Linked DNA regions of Homo sapiens: region 2 is linked to region 1. A link is a contact called in ENCODE Hi-C or POLR2A ChIA-PET data. All regions are on one chromosome and are shown on one strand. Each heading gives the region's core, a stretch centred on a gene start or an enhancer-like site at or near the end of the contact. The rest is flanking DNA. Distances are from core to core; before and after follow the strand shown. Region 1 has its middle 44 kb from the start of LINC01315. Region 2 holds the start of LINC01315 (long intergenic non-protein coding RNA 1315).

Region 1 (7,000 bases), core at 2,690-5,189:
ACTCCACGCTCAGGAGCCTTGCAACCTATAACTAGCAAATCGCTGGTTTGCTGGGTGCTTAGCTTCTTCATGTAAAACAGGGGGACCAGGCTGGGCGCGGTGACTCACACCTGTAATCCTAGCACTTTGGAAGGCGGAGGTGGGCCGATCACCTGAGGTCAAGAGTTTGAGTCCAGCCTGGCCAACATGGTGAAACCCCATCACTTCCAAAAATACAAAAATTAGCTGGTCATGGTGGCAAATGCCTGTAATCCCAGCTACTCGGGAGGCTGAGGCACAAGAATCGCTTGAACCCAGGAGGCGGAGGTTGCAGTGAGCTGAGATCACGCCACTGCACTCCAGCCTGGGTGACAGAGCGAGACTCCATCTTAAAAAAAAAAAAAGATAATAAAAATTAAAAAGTAGGGAGACTAACACCTACCTCACAGGCCTGGGACAATGAGATGAATTCACACATGTAAAATATTTGGAACAAGGCCCAGCACTCAGCAATTGCTCAATAAATATGAGCAGGTATTACGGCTGCTGTTATTAATATTGCTATTGTTCTTGTTTTTCCTTTCTCATTCAAAAAGAATCTGAGGAAACACAAAACAGGCAGTGGCACTTAAGGGAGGCAGAGAATAAAGAGTTCATTCATTCGTTCACTCGGTAAAGATTTACTGAAGGCTTGCTGTGCAGGCCTGGAGGGGCAGCTGTGAACACTCAGAAGATGTATAAGAGGACCCTGGGGAGTGAGCCCAGCATGCACCATAAGGGCCTTTCAGAGGCTGGCTGCCAATCTGGCTCAGGCTTCCCGGCAGCCGTCAGAGAGAGGAGAAGGGGGTCTGCTGGAAGTTGTCAGAGCCACAGACAGGGCCCTTCCTCGAGATCACACGTCAGCAGTGAAGATCCATGGTCTCCCTGGGGAGGAGCTCCCGTGGAGGAGGCAGGGCCTGAACTGGGCTGAGAAAGGTTGGGCAGAGGAGAGGAAGGACGTTCGTTCATTCACTGGCTCAGCATTTGTTAGGCATGGAGTGTGTGGCCAGCAGGAAGGTTCCTAACACATCAGTGCTGAGTGACCAAATGAGTGAGTGAGTGAGCAAGCGCCTGAGTGAGTGAGCACCTGAGGGAATGAATGAGTGTCTGAGGGAATGAATAAGTGTCTGAGTGAATGAATGAGTGCCCGAGGGAATGAATGAGTGTCTGAGTGAATGAATGAGTGCCTGAGTAAATGAATGAGTGCCTGAGTAAATGAATGTGCCTCCTGGCAGTGGGGAGGCTCGCCATCCCCAGGCTCAGATCTGGATCACTCACCTGGCTGTTTTCATTTTCTGGTTTTTTTTTTGTTTGTTTTTCGTTTTTTTTGAGATGGAGTTTCACTCTCGTTGCCCAGGCTGGAGTGCAATGGTGCGATCTCAGCTCACTGCAACCTCTGCCTCCCAGGTTCAAGTGATTCTCCTGCCTCAGCCTCCCGAGTAGCTTGGGTTATAGGCACCTGCCACCACGACTGGCTGATTTTGTATTTTTAGTAGAAACGGGGTTTCTCCATGTTGGTCAGGCTGGTCTCAAACTCCCAACCTCAGGTGGCCCACCTCAGCCTCCCAAAGTGTTGAGATTACAGGCGTGAGCCACCACGCCCAGCCCACCTGGCTGTTTTCTTTGGCCTCTTGTTCAGAGGCCAAAGCCCCCACTGGATAACCCACTCCAGAACCCAAGCCCGGAAGGGTCTGAGCCTCGTGGAAGGGTGGGTGGGATGGCAGGGTGGCAGTGGCAGCCAGGGGCAGCCAGGGCCAGCATGGAGGGGCCATTCAGACAGCAGCGACTGGATTCTGAGGACATTGCAGCAGGAATGCCCTCAGAGGTCATTAGCATCACAGGGAAGGGGGCACCTGTCAGCTGAGGGAACAGGAGGACGGTGGAAGAGATGGGAGTGCTACTCTCGGTCATCCAGGGGTGGTCTCTAGGAGGAGGTGGCAGCTGACCCGAGCCATGCAGGGCTCCAAAGTGAGAGCTTTCAGGAGGGGATATAGCAAATGCAAAGGCTGGAAGCAGGAAGTGCACATAGGAGGGAGGAGAAGCGGGAAGCAGGCTTGGAGAGCAGGAACCAGACTCTGGCCATGGATAGCTGAATGCACCCACACCTTCTTCCCAGAGGCAGAAATGCAGGAAAAGCCGAGAAGCCTCTGCTTCCTCATCTGTAAAACGGGGATGACAACTGTACCTACTTTCCAAGGCTGTGAGGATTAAATGGGAGAGTGAGCTGTTGCGGTGGTCGCGGTGGTGGTAGTGGTGATGGAGGTTATGGTGGTGGTGGTGGTGGTGGTGATGGAGGTTATGGTGGTGGAGGTGGTGGTGGTGATGGAGGTTATGGTGGTGGTGGTGGTGATGGAGGTTATGGTGGTGGTGGTGATGGTGGTGGTGGAGGTTATGGTGGTGGAGGTGGTGGCGGAGGTTATGGTGGTGGTGGTGGTGATGGAGGTTATGGTGGTGGTGGTGGTGGTGATGGAGGTTATGGTGGTGGTGGTGGTGGTGATGGAGGTTATGGTGGTGGTGGTGGTGGTGGTTATGGTGGTGGTGGTGGTGGTGGTGATAGAGGTTATGGTGATGGTGGTGGTGATGGAGGTTATGGTGGTGGTGGTGGAGGTTATGGTGGAGGTGGTGATGATGGTGGTGATGGTGGTGGCCATTATTATTGGAAGGGGAAGGGAACAAAGGAAAGAGGGTGTGGGAGGGAGGAGAGACGAATAAACCAGTGAGGGTAAAAGGTAAACATTAATTAATTTCACTAGGCCTGATAAGACTTGAGAGAAATGGAAACTGGGAGACAAACAGAAGTAGTGATAGAAGAAAATAACCTCCACCATTCCAGAAAATAATCTCCACCATCTGAGAAAATAATCTCCACCATTCCAGAAAATAATCTCCACCATCTGAGAAAATAATCTCCACCATCCGATAAAATAATCTCCACCAACCGAGAAAATAATCTCCACCATTTGAGAAAATAATCTCCACCATTGGAGAAAATAATTTCCACCATCCGAGAAGATAATCTCCACCATCCGAGAAAATAATCTCCACCATTCGAGAAAAAATAATCTCCATCATTTAAGAAAATAATCTCCACCATTTGAGAAAAAATAATCTCCACCATCTGAGAAAATAATCTCCACCATCTGAGAAAATAACCTCCACCATTTGTTCTGAATCGTGTGGTTTGCTAATGTCCTTTTACAGCCACTGTCTCATGCAATCTCCCAGCAGCCTGGGGAGTCTTATTATCTCCATCTTGCAGGTGAGGACCCAGAGGCCCTGAGGGAATACAAGGCACATGGGGAATATGGCCTGCCTCAGGTCTGGGGATGAAGAGAGGCCAGAAGAAGCCAGGCTCGGATGCCTCATCCCAAAACTGGGTTCTCCCCTTGGCCCTAGCCTGGTGCCTGAGAGTGCAGACCCGGATGCTCCCTCTTTGTCTTCCCACCCTGCTGGGACTCAGGAAACCGCATGGGCGGGTGGGAGGATGCTGAGCTCTCTGCCGGCAGCCCCAACTACAGATGCCTCTCCGTGCTCAGGCTTCTGGGCCAGCGCCCCCCTAACCAGAGCTCTGCTCCTCTGGGCCTCCTCCCGACTGGGCACTCGGATACTCTATGGTGCTGGAGCCACCACCTCTGTGCTCCCCTGGATGTTCTGGGCGGGGCCAGGCAAGGAAATGTTCCTCCCTGGGAAGCCCAGGGCAGCAGCAGCCACTCCCAGGCTGGCTCTGAGAGGCAAAACCTCCAGGAAAAGTGCCTCTGCCCGGTGGCCCCCACTCAGCCACTCCTCACCTCAACAGGTGGGGCCCTTGGGGCCAGGCCCACGTGACTGTCACAGCAAGACCACCCTTTCCTGCCCAGTAAACCCTGATTTCCTCCCCCAAGAGGCAGGGCTGGCACCAGCCCAAGCAGTACTCATGCACACGGTGGCAAGTCACACCAGCTCGGGGGGAGGGGAGGGCATGAGACTTCATTCAATTCTGGCCACGTCTGTGTAGTGAGCCCTTCGGCCTGGGCATTGTGCCAGGCATCCCAGGTAGGCAGGACAAAGGGAGGCCCTCAAGGAGCTCACAGTCCAAAACAGGGTAGAAGCTGGGCCGCACCCAAGGACGGCACCCTGAGGCTACGCAGGACAGGGAACCATCACCTGCCAGAGCTGGGAAGTGGAGGCCGTGGGGAGCAAGGCACTGCATTTCCGAGCCCCAATTCTGCAGCCGACTTGCCTGGAGCCAGCGCGCCTCTCTGAGGTTCAGCCTCTCATGTCAAAAGTGGGGGTCAGGGCCCTAGCTTGCAGGATTAGCAGGGTTCAGAGGCACAGGTACTGCTATTATTGCCGTCCTCAGGTGAGTAAGACATGGTTTCTCCCAGGCACCAGCATCTGTCTTGCTCTGGTTGTTGTCACAGGACATCTGGCCTGTGCACCACCTAAGGCCCCCTTTCAAGACCAAAATACAGGCTTCTCTGGCTGCCAGGGGTGCCAGCTGCTGAGGGTCCCTTTGGTGAAGGAGCCAACTCCCCCCAGGAGAGGAAGGAGCCATCCTCTCCTGGGGACAGCTAACCACTGACCAGTCAACGCAGGATGTAATGGCTGAGCCCCTGCCTTGGTCTGGAACCAAGCGGGACCACCCCTGCTCCCAAGTGCCCGTGAGATCACCTGAGGCCTCTGTTTCTATTGCACTGCAGCCCAACCTCACCCTCTGCCCCCCACAGGAGTTGTTATTAAGAGTGTTCCCCAGTAAACCTCTCCAGGGTCACCCTGGATTCTGATTCTGGTGAAGCCGCCCTGTGACAATGCCCCTTCCCATCTCGGCTGGGGCCCAAGAGCCGTGCACCAAATCCCTCATAGAAATGAGACATAGCACCGTCGCCTGCTATGCTGCCAGCAGCACCTTGGACAGACCCTGTGACATGCTTCCAACTCTCCGCTCTTCAATCTAGGGCAGGCATTTGTGCCCAGCTGACAGATGCCAGGTTCTGGGTAAGGATGGGGGCCACCAGCGAGAGCCCTGGACTCAAAGCCTCAGGGAGCCAGGTACAGGCTCAGCCCTGCCGTTTAGCCAGGCCACCCAAGGCCAGCACATCACCCCTCTGGGCCTCAGTTTCCTCATCTGTAAAACCATAACTGTAGTCTGGACAGAACCTTTACATTGGCAAAGAGCTGCCATGTCCCCTCTTAGGGGGCTCCACCAGAGCAGCATCAACCTTGCTAATCTTCAACTGAAGAGCCCAGAGAGGGCCACACTTGCCCGATGCCACACAGCCAGCTGATTCCAGAGCCGGAGCGCTGGGCACAAGCACCCTGCTCTGCAGCGGCCACTCACTCAATCCTTTACCAATCATTTCTGGAATGCCTTTTATAGTGAGGAAAGGGCAGATCTTTTTCCACAACATGACGCGATCTGGCAGCAGATCAGGAAGGAGAAGAGGAACGATCACGTATTCAATGATGACTGTGTGCCAGGCACTTCTCCAAGAGACTCTAACCCTCGCGGCAACGATGAGGCGAGGGGCTATATCCCAGCTTGGAGGGGAGGGGGCGGAGGCACTGGGTGCCCACAGAGCTAAGCCAGGGTTTACCCCAGGGCTGAGTCTGGAGGCTGGCACTGATATAGAGGGGCCACGGCAATGCCCTTGGCGCAGGAGCTAAGAATGGTGCTAGATGTAACCCTTCCTGAAGACATCCCCAGGTGGGGAGAGGCCTCATGCTGAAGGATCAGAAGGTGGAGCAGTGGGCACCTGCCATGGCCCTCAGAAAACCCTGCTGAGGGAAGGCACCTCTGACCTTGGCCATGAACTCCCCCTCCCCCAACCTGCCAATGAGATAGAAGCCAGAGGTGCAGGGCACAGGCCTCTCCACCAACCTGCAGCTGGGCCCAAAGGGTGAGTGGGAACCCCAGGAAATGGGACAGGAGACACGGCTCACTCATTTCCTGTGCGGAAGCTTCGGGCCAGGGCACCTCGCACAGACACTTCACACACATTCCCACAATAAGTCCTCACATGCAGGCTTTGATGGGACAGTGAGCCCATTTTATAGATGAGAAAACCGAGGCTCAGAGATGGCACCCTCCTTACCCGAGACTGAATGCAGAGGAAGAGGTGGAGCTGGGCTGTGAACCCTGAGACTTCTAGGCCTGGGGCTCTAAGGACATTCCAGATTCACAGAATCCAAAAGTCCATGTCTGACATCTCATGTGACCGCTCCCAGAGGGCCCAGCTCATCAGGCACCACACCCCTGCCCTCAGATCCTCTTGCTCAAAAAACACAGGTTGCCTTCCCCGGCCTCAAAGTATAGCACTCCCTACCGCAGGGGCTTTGCACAGGCTTTCTCTTAGCCTTGCACACTGTTTCCTGCTTACTCATTTAATTCCTACCTCCTTCCCATCATAGCTCTGGGCCCCCTCCTCCAGGAAGCCTCCCTGACTTCCTTCAGTCTTCACAGCCCTTATGTCAGCTGCGACGTTACTTTCACCTCTGTGAATATCTGATTTGCCATTACTATTGTTGGGTCAGGGCTTGTCTTCTCTCAACTGAACAAATGCCCCTTCTCCACCCACCCTCCCAGGCTCAGCCATGCAGGGGGCGTGAGCTGCTCTCTACTCGGGAGAACCACACGTCTCTAGCTGTTCTGCCCACGTGTCCGCTCCAGCCAGACTGGACACAGCCTCTGCAGGGCCCAGCTCTCTGCAACATATTTTCAGCAAATGAGCAGCCCTGTGGGGCATCCTGTGGGCTCCCCTGAGGCAAGACGGGATGGGCGCCCTCAGGGTCCAGGCATGTGGCTCCGAGGTCTAGGCCCACTGAGGGTGTGTGTGGAGGCAGCTCAGCTCTAAGGCTCTAGCAGTACCCAGTCCCACAAGGCTCAAGCACAGCTCCCATCCGCAGCCCCCCGTGAACCTGGTCTGGTCCCCTGTCCAGCCCCCTTCCCACCTTCATCTCTTGGTTGCACATCCAGGCTCTAGCTTCAGATCACCCAGGATCAAAT
Region 2 (6,523 bases), core at 4,002-6,501, 44 kb after region 1:
GCTGGGACTATAGGCATGAGCCACCGCGCCCAGCCCCAGGTCCCTTTACTTCTGTTCCTCTCTTGACTCTCTCCTTTCAAAGAGGCTTCTCATTCCAAGAAGCGCCTGGCCCACTGGTCTTGGTCCCGCCCTGCTGACAGCCAGTTATCCCCTGAGCCCAGCCAGGAGACTGAAAAGCTTTACTGCATTCTCTTAAGGGCTTCACAGCCAGGAAAACCAGCAAAGGGGAATATAGTGTCTGCAGACCGGTGAGGTCCAGGGTCGCTCCATAAAAATGGATTCCTGGAAAAACATAAACCAGCAATTTACCCTGTGAATTTTATTGGCCTAAAAAAAAAAAAAAGGCTATCTCATTTGAATAATGAAGAGAGATAAACCATTCCTAGCTCCTCTTTTATTAGTGAATAAGGACACAAACACTCAACAGAAATGGAACACTCACACAAAGCTTCAGGTCTGATTTATTAGCCACTTTAGTTTCATAAAACTCAGCATTTCTATTAAAATAAAATGATGTCCAAAAGGTTTGCTTGTTTTTAAGAAAATTGCATTTAATACAGGGCAAGACTTTGTTATGGTTTATTTATTTATTTATTTATTTTTTAAACAAAGCTCAAATTCTCCTGACTTCACGCCTGTTACTACAGCTGGAGGGAAACCGATTTCAGAATCTATCTGATATGTCGGATTTCTTTGTGGCATCCACTTCATCGCTCAGCAGCCAGCCATGATGTCATAAGCCCATCAGATTTCCGGTAGGGGGAAAACGCTGGGGAATTGGAAAGAATGGATGTTTCTTACCCGTCAGGAAGGCAGGGGAAGGAGCTGGGTATGTTTGGGAGGAGAAGCCGCGTGGCTGGTGGGGGACAGGAGCAGGCTCAATGTTTGTGATATTAAATGTCAGGCAGAAACCTGAAAACCCCAGCTACCCAGATGTTTTCTCAATATCCAGATGTCTGGCACTGAGCAGACCATGCTCCCGCCTCCCAGGAGGTGCTCAGCATTTGGGCTTTGACCTCAGGTCTCCGGGTGAGCGCACACTGCCAGGAGCTGTACATCCTCGCGGCTGCCCACCCTTGGGTTTGGGATTTTTTTTCTAAATCTTTACACATAGATGACAGGAGTAACTAGGTCCAGATTTTTAAAAGCTGTTGAAGCAGTGATTTGAGAAGTTCAGTCTCTGGAACGCTATGTAAGCCAAAAAGGAGGAAAAAAAAAAAAAAACCCTCAGCCAACACACACACAAACATATGTGACTCTTAAGCCATAGGACTTAAGAACCCAAAACAAAACCAGCAAGTCTGAGAACCAGGGCTGGAGACCGACACTGAGAAGCGCTGAGCCCTCCCCCAGGAGCACGCTTTCCCCCAAATCAGAAAAACACCGCACAGCTTTGTTCTTCCTGACAAAGCCCCTTGCTTCCAGGGAGCCGACAGTTGCCAACAAAAGCACAGGGTGGAACTCATTTACACGCAGGCTGGGCTTCAAGGAGCCATCAAGTGCAGAAATGGAAATGGCTTTGCCTAGGAGCCCTGCCTCCCTGCGACTGGTAATGGGGACCCCTGGAGCCTGGGGGAGCCCCGCAGGTCACAGATGGAGCAGGGTCCTGGCCTCCTGGTGCCTGGCTAAGCATCTGCCCCACGGAAGTCACCACCTAGGCTTGTGACATCACAGCTAATTGCCCCTGACAATGAGCCAGGAACTGCAGGCCCCTCAGGGCTGCAAGCCTGAGACTTCACAGGGAGCCGGGAGGAGAGGCAGCTGGGGAGGGGCCATCGCCAATTAAAACCCAGTGCTCAGATAACAAGAAAGAAGTGGTTGAGGGGGACAGTATCGTCTCTGGTGGGGAGAGGGCAGGAGGAAGTGGGTGTGCGGAAGGGGCTGAGGGTGGGGTATTTGTGCCCTCATCTCCTACCACAATCCCCACCCCCAGCCTTTACAGATGAGGACATTGAGGCCAGGGGTGGCTGAGTGGCCTGCCCAGGGTCACCAGGCTAATTAGCAGGACAGTCAGTACAAGGGAAAAGAAAACATAGGTCTGGCACTGCCCAGGTCTTCCCTAAACTTACCTAATTTAATCCTCGCAGCACTCTGTGAGGGAGGGGTTATCCTTAACCTCAGTTTCCAGAGGAGCCAGTGGAGGCACAGAGAGCTTAAGTAATTTGCCCAAGGCCACACAGCGCATCATTAGCAGAACTTGGCCTGAACTTCTAGTCACCTGATTCTGAATCCTGTGTTCTTTCTGCCGGGTGGGGGCAGGCAGTTGAGGTTTAACTGGGAGTTGTGAATCTGATCTAAATACATATTTAAAATGCTGGTGATCCCCACAGAACAGAAGGGAGCAAATCATTGCAAATTAATTTTTTTAAAGCCATTCCAGGCAGGAGGCTTGCTGGCCAGGTGGGTGGGTGGGGAGGCTGCTTTTATTCTGTCCCCGCCAGAGCCTGAATAAAGCAAGTTGACTGTCTCTCTAGCTGTGCGTGGCGGCCACTCAGAGCTCCTGAAGTGGGGCAGTGGGGGGTGTGGGAGACTGGAGAAAAGCTTTGTTAGGCATCTGCGAGGGCTTCATCTGCCCCAGGAAAAGTGCCAGGCACACGGGTCCAATGGAGCCAGGGGAGGGAGGATTCACTGTGTATAGAAACCATGCAAAAAAAAAAAAAAAAAAAAAAAAATCAGTCCCCCTGAGCCGGGTTCCTAATTTCCAAGTGAGAGTTTCAATGTGCCGTGGGTCAACTGAGCAGCAATTGCTGGCCCAGAGACCTGACTCTGGGTCAGAGCTGTGCTGCCCAGGGCCCTGCCCACCAGGATGGGGGAGGCCAGGCAGTCACTGTGGTCCTATATCCCAGCTACTCTGGGGGCCCTGTCGGCCACCACCTTCTCCCAGAGCAGCACTTGAAGAAGACAAGTCTCCAAGAGATGGGACAGAAGAAAGAGGAGACAGGTCGGTCTGAGCTCAGGGAACAGGACTAGCGCCTGCCCTGGGCCTCCCCTGGCAGGTCCACTCTCCCTGCAGCCAGCCAGCCTTGGCACTGCAGTGGTCAGGCTGTGCCAGGCCTCTCCCTTCACAAGGCCTGCTGGTTTCTTTTACTTTGTTTCTGTGAACGGCAAATGGGGTGTGGAGCCCAGGACTCGGGCCAGGGAAGGGGAAAGAAAAGTTTCTGCCATCTGGATGCCTGACCTTGCTGAGCCACTCCTGTTTTTCTGGGGAAATCCTACCCATCTTTTATTTGCTTTGCCTACCATCCACCCAGAAAAGATTTGGGTCCTGCCCTCATGGCACTTACAATCGACAGGGGGAGCTAAACATTGACCAATTAATGGCATAAAAGTGTCCATGGAGGGGGTGGTCCCATGCTATGAGAGTCCATCATAGTGGAATCATCAAGTCAGGGAGGTCAGGGCAGGCTTCCTGGAGGAGGTGACATTTGTGCTGGGGCCCAAAGGATGAGGAGTGTTAATTGCTCTGACTCACTGTCATCCTTGCAGAGTCCCTCTCTGATATCCTCCTAAGGTCGCCTCCCCTCCCCATACCCTGGTCCCCTTCTTGACTGTCTGTTGTTCATCTATATCCCTGCCCTGGTCTGGAAGCCCTATGAGGGCAGAGGCCGGGCCTGTCTTAGTCACTGCTGAATTGCGCATGCCCGGCACTTAGTAGGTGTGCCGGACCACCTGTGGTGGTCTACACTGCCTATTTGTAACTATTTGCTGATCAAAAGAATAAACAACATGTGCAAAAGGCTTTGTAGTAGGGGAAATCCCAGGACAGGAGGATGTGGGAGTAGGAACGGGGGCAAAGGGACAGAAGGTGATGGGAGATGAGGCTGTGCCTCCCTAAGAACCTCCCTAGAAATGCGGGTATCTCCTCCAGCCAAGGGAAACCCTTCTGCCCTTCCCCTGTGGCAGAGACTGTGGTAGGGTGTCTTTCTTACCCTAGAGGAGAGAGTGTCGCATAAATACGCTGCCCCACCCGAAGCGCTCCAGGCACAGCACCCCGGACACAAAGCAGGTGGGCACTAGCACCCCCTGCCCAGTACTCTGCCACCAGCTTCCCTCCTGCGTTCATTCTCTCACCCAGTGCTGCGGGGCCACCTGGAGCTACAGAGAGGGAGTGGGATCCACCCCCAGCAGATCCGAAGGTCTCAATCCAGGGCTTCCCTGCATCCCAGCCCCAGGTCTCACCTGCACTACCCCCATGGCTAGCACCCTTTCTCCTCACTGAGGCGGAGGTGGAAGAAGAGGAGCCAGGACAAATGGGGTTTGAGTCCCTGGGTCTGATTACGAGCGTGGGACGGGTGCCAAATTGGCCTCTTCGTCCCTCAGCTTCCTCACAAGTGAGGTGGAGACTCCCCAGGCTTCCCCGGAGCCAGGGACAGAGTGAGCGCTTGATGATCCCGTCTAAAAGTCTCAAAATGAGCCCCCTTTGGTCTCGCTCTGTCGCCCCAAATCCCTCTCCCGCCTCAGCTGCAGTTTCTCCAGCTCCCGAGGAAGGGGGGCACCCGAATTCCAGCCGCTGAGGCTGGAGTTTGGAGTTCGCCCAAGGAGCTTCCGCCCTGGGATGCGGCTGAGACCCGACAGGTGGGTCCCGTCCCCGCCCCAGATGTGCGCCTGGCCCCTCGGAGGCGCGGCTCCGCCTACGCCCAGACCCTTCCTCCCCGCCAGCCCGCTCAGCGCGCTCTGGCAAACTTTCCGCGTCCAGAACCCGCCCGCGTCTACACCTGCTCGCGGTTCAACCGCAAGCGCAAGTCTACACGGTCTCACCTGCCCCCGGGTTGCTGAAGGGTGCCTCGGTCACGGGGCCGCGTCTCCACAGGCTCAACAGCTGCGAGTCCCCGGGACTGCCGACCTCAGCCTTGGGGATCCGTCTTGACCACCCCCGGATTCGGAGGCGCCCGGGCCGGACCACCTGTGCTGGTCTCCACCTCCTCGGCAACCCCGGGTCACCGGAGATGCTGCAGCTCGAGGGTCCCGCCTGCACCATCCATGGCTCTCGAGATCCTTCAGAGCGCGGACCCGGCCGAGACCCCGCGGAGCCGCTGCGCGTGGCTGGTGCCCGCGGTCGCCCCGCAGTCCCGTATGCGGCGAAACCGCCGGGGCTGCTTACCTGGCCCGCACCCTCACGCTCCCGTCCGGGCTGCGCAGCCGCTTCTCTCACACATTTTGCGATAACATCGATGGCGAAAGAAAATGTTGTAAATCCTCCTGCGGCCACGTGGCTGTCCCCCCACCCCCTTCTCCCTTTCTCTGGCCCTCAGGACAAAAAGGCCCCGCGGCCGGCCGCTGGCCACGGGGCTCTGGGCGGGCGAAGCTGGCTGCAGCGGGGCGTGGTCTGGGGAGGGGCCGGACCGGGGCGGGCGGGGCGTGGTCGGGGCAGGGGCGGGGCGCGCTGGTTCCGGCCGCCCTCCCCGCGGAAACCGGGCCTGAGACTAGGGCTCCTGTTCCAGCTCTTGATTGGTCGGTCGGCCAGCACTGCTGACGTCTGATTGGCTGAGACAAAGAAGGGACTAAGGCCGTAGGGGTGGGGGTTTGTGGATTTCATTCTTTGCCTTTTCGCTCCGGCGGTGGCCGCTGCTCTTTCGGACCTTCCTGAACTCTGCGGCCTTTTCCTCTCTGCTTCCGTGGTCCCTATCATAACGCTACCTGCATTTCCTTGTCCTTCTCTACCAAACAGCACCTGGAGATAGGGACATGGGGTTCGTGCTGCTCACCACTGTCTCCCCAGGGCCTAGCACACAGTACGTGCTCAAAACGGTTAGTTGAATGAATTCGTGGAAAATATGCATACAGGTGTTTAGAGCTATCTTTAATGTTGGCAACATCCCTAGGAGATATTACTATTCTCTCCCGAGGATGAGGAAACCGAGGTGCAGCGAAATTCGGTCACGTGGGGATGAATGGCTGAGCTGATGCTGGGACATGCTTACATTACTGGATCTCGGATCCTCTACACAGTGATGCCCTGTGCAGTGTCAGAGCTCAGTTTCCCGTCTATCAAGAGTGTTGTGTTAGAGCACAAGATAGGTTAGAAGATGGGTTATTACTGCCAGGTCCTGTGGCTCACGCCTATAATTCTAGCACTTTGGGAGGCCAGGGTGGGAGAAGCGCTTGCGCCCAGGAGTTCGAAACCAGCCTGGGCAACATGGCGAAACCCCGTCTCTACAAAAAAAAAATTAAGAAGTTTTCTGGGCATGGTGGTGTGCACCTGTACTCCCAGCTACTTGGGAGGCTGAGGTGGGAGGATCACTTGAGCCCAGGAGTTGGAAGCTGCAGTGTTATGATTGTACCACTTGCACTCCAGCCTGGGTGACAGAAAAAAAAAAAAACCCGTCTCTACTAAAAATACAAAAAATTAGCCTGGCGTGGTGGTGGGCACCTGTAGTCCCAGCTAGCTACTCGGGAAGCTGAGGCAAGAGAATGGCGTGAACCCGGGAGGCGGAGCTTGCAGTAAGCCGAGATGGCACCACTGCATTCCAGCCTGGGTGACAGAGTGAGACTCCATCTCAAAACAAAACAAAAACAAAAACAA

What was found. Hi-C counts contacts between places; a loop is a spot of excess contacts on that map. ChIA-PET counts read pairs that join two places held with the same protein, here RNA polymerase II (POLR2A). Pooled maps may share reads with other maps.
Region 2: a loop to region 1 is called in a map of endothelial cell of hepatic sinusoid, with 5 times the contacts of the local background. The contact joins the promoter of LINC01315 here to the enhancer-like site in region 1. A Hi-C loop is called at or near these places in 7 of 168 maps with a recorded cell type or tissue (GM12878, astrocyte of the cerebellum, colonic mucosa and 4 more) and 10 of 50 pooled maps. POLR2A ChIA-PET finds 5 or more read pairs at or near these places in 9 of 52 experiments (AG04450, GM12878, H1 and 5 more).

What each region holds. Positions count from the first base shown.
Region 1 is chr22:42,321,577-42,328,576 of GRCh38, forward strand. It overlaps a transcript of TCF20 not described here. Among named protein-coding and RNA genes, the nearest start is that of LINC01315, 44 kb to the right of the region's middle. RefSeq lists an enhancer at 3,828-4,455. Within about 2 kb of position 3,940, at least 2 of the 41 ENCODE cell types and tissues checked have a DNase peak (open chromatin) inside an H3K27ac peak, as active enhancers do.
Region 2 is chr22:42,363,957-42,370,479 of GRCh38, forward strand. It overlaps LINC01315 (long intergenic non-protein coding RNA 1315), which reads right to left and starts at 5,252. Exons shown (of 2, transcript NR_120597.1): 1 at 5,102-5,252; 2 at 444-769. It overlaps LOC124905126 (a long non-coding RNA gene), which reads left to right and starts at 5,536. Exons shown (of 2, transcript XR_007068114.1): 1 at 5,536-5,748. RefSeq lists enhancers at 1,345-2,187, 3,572-4,506, 4,799-4,918, 5,287-5,581 and a silencer at 5,289-5,448.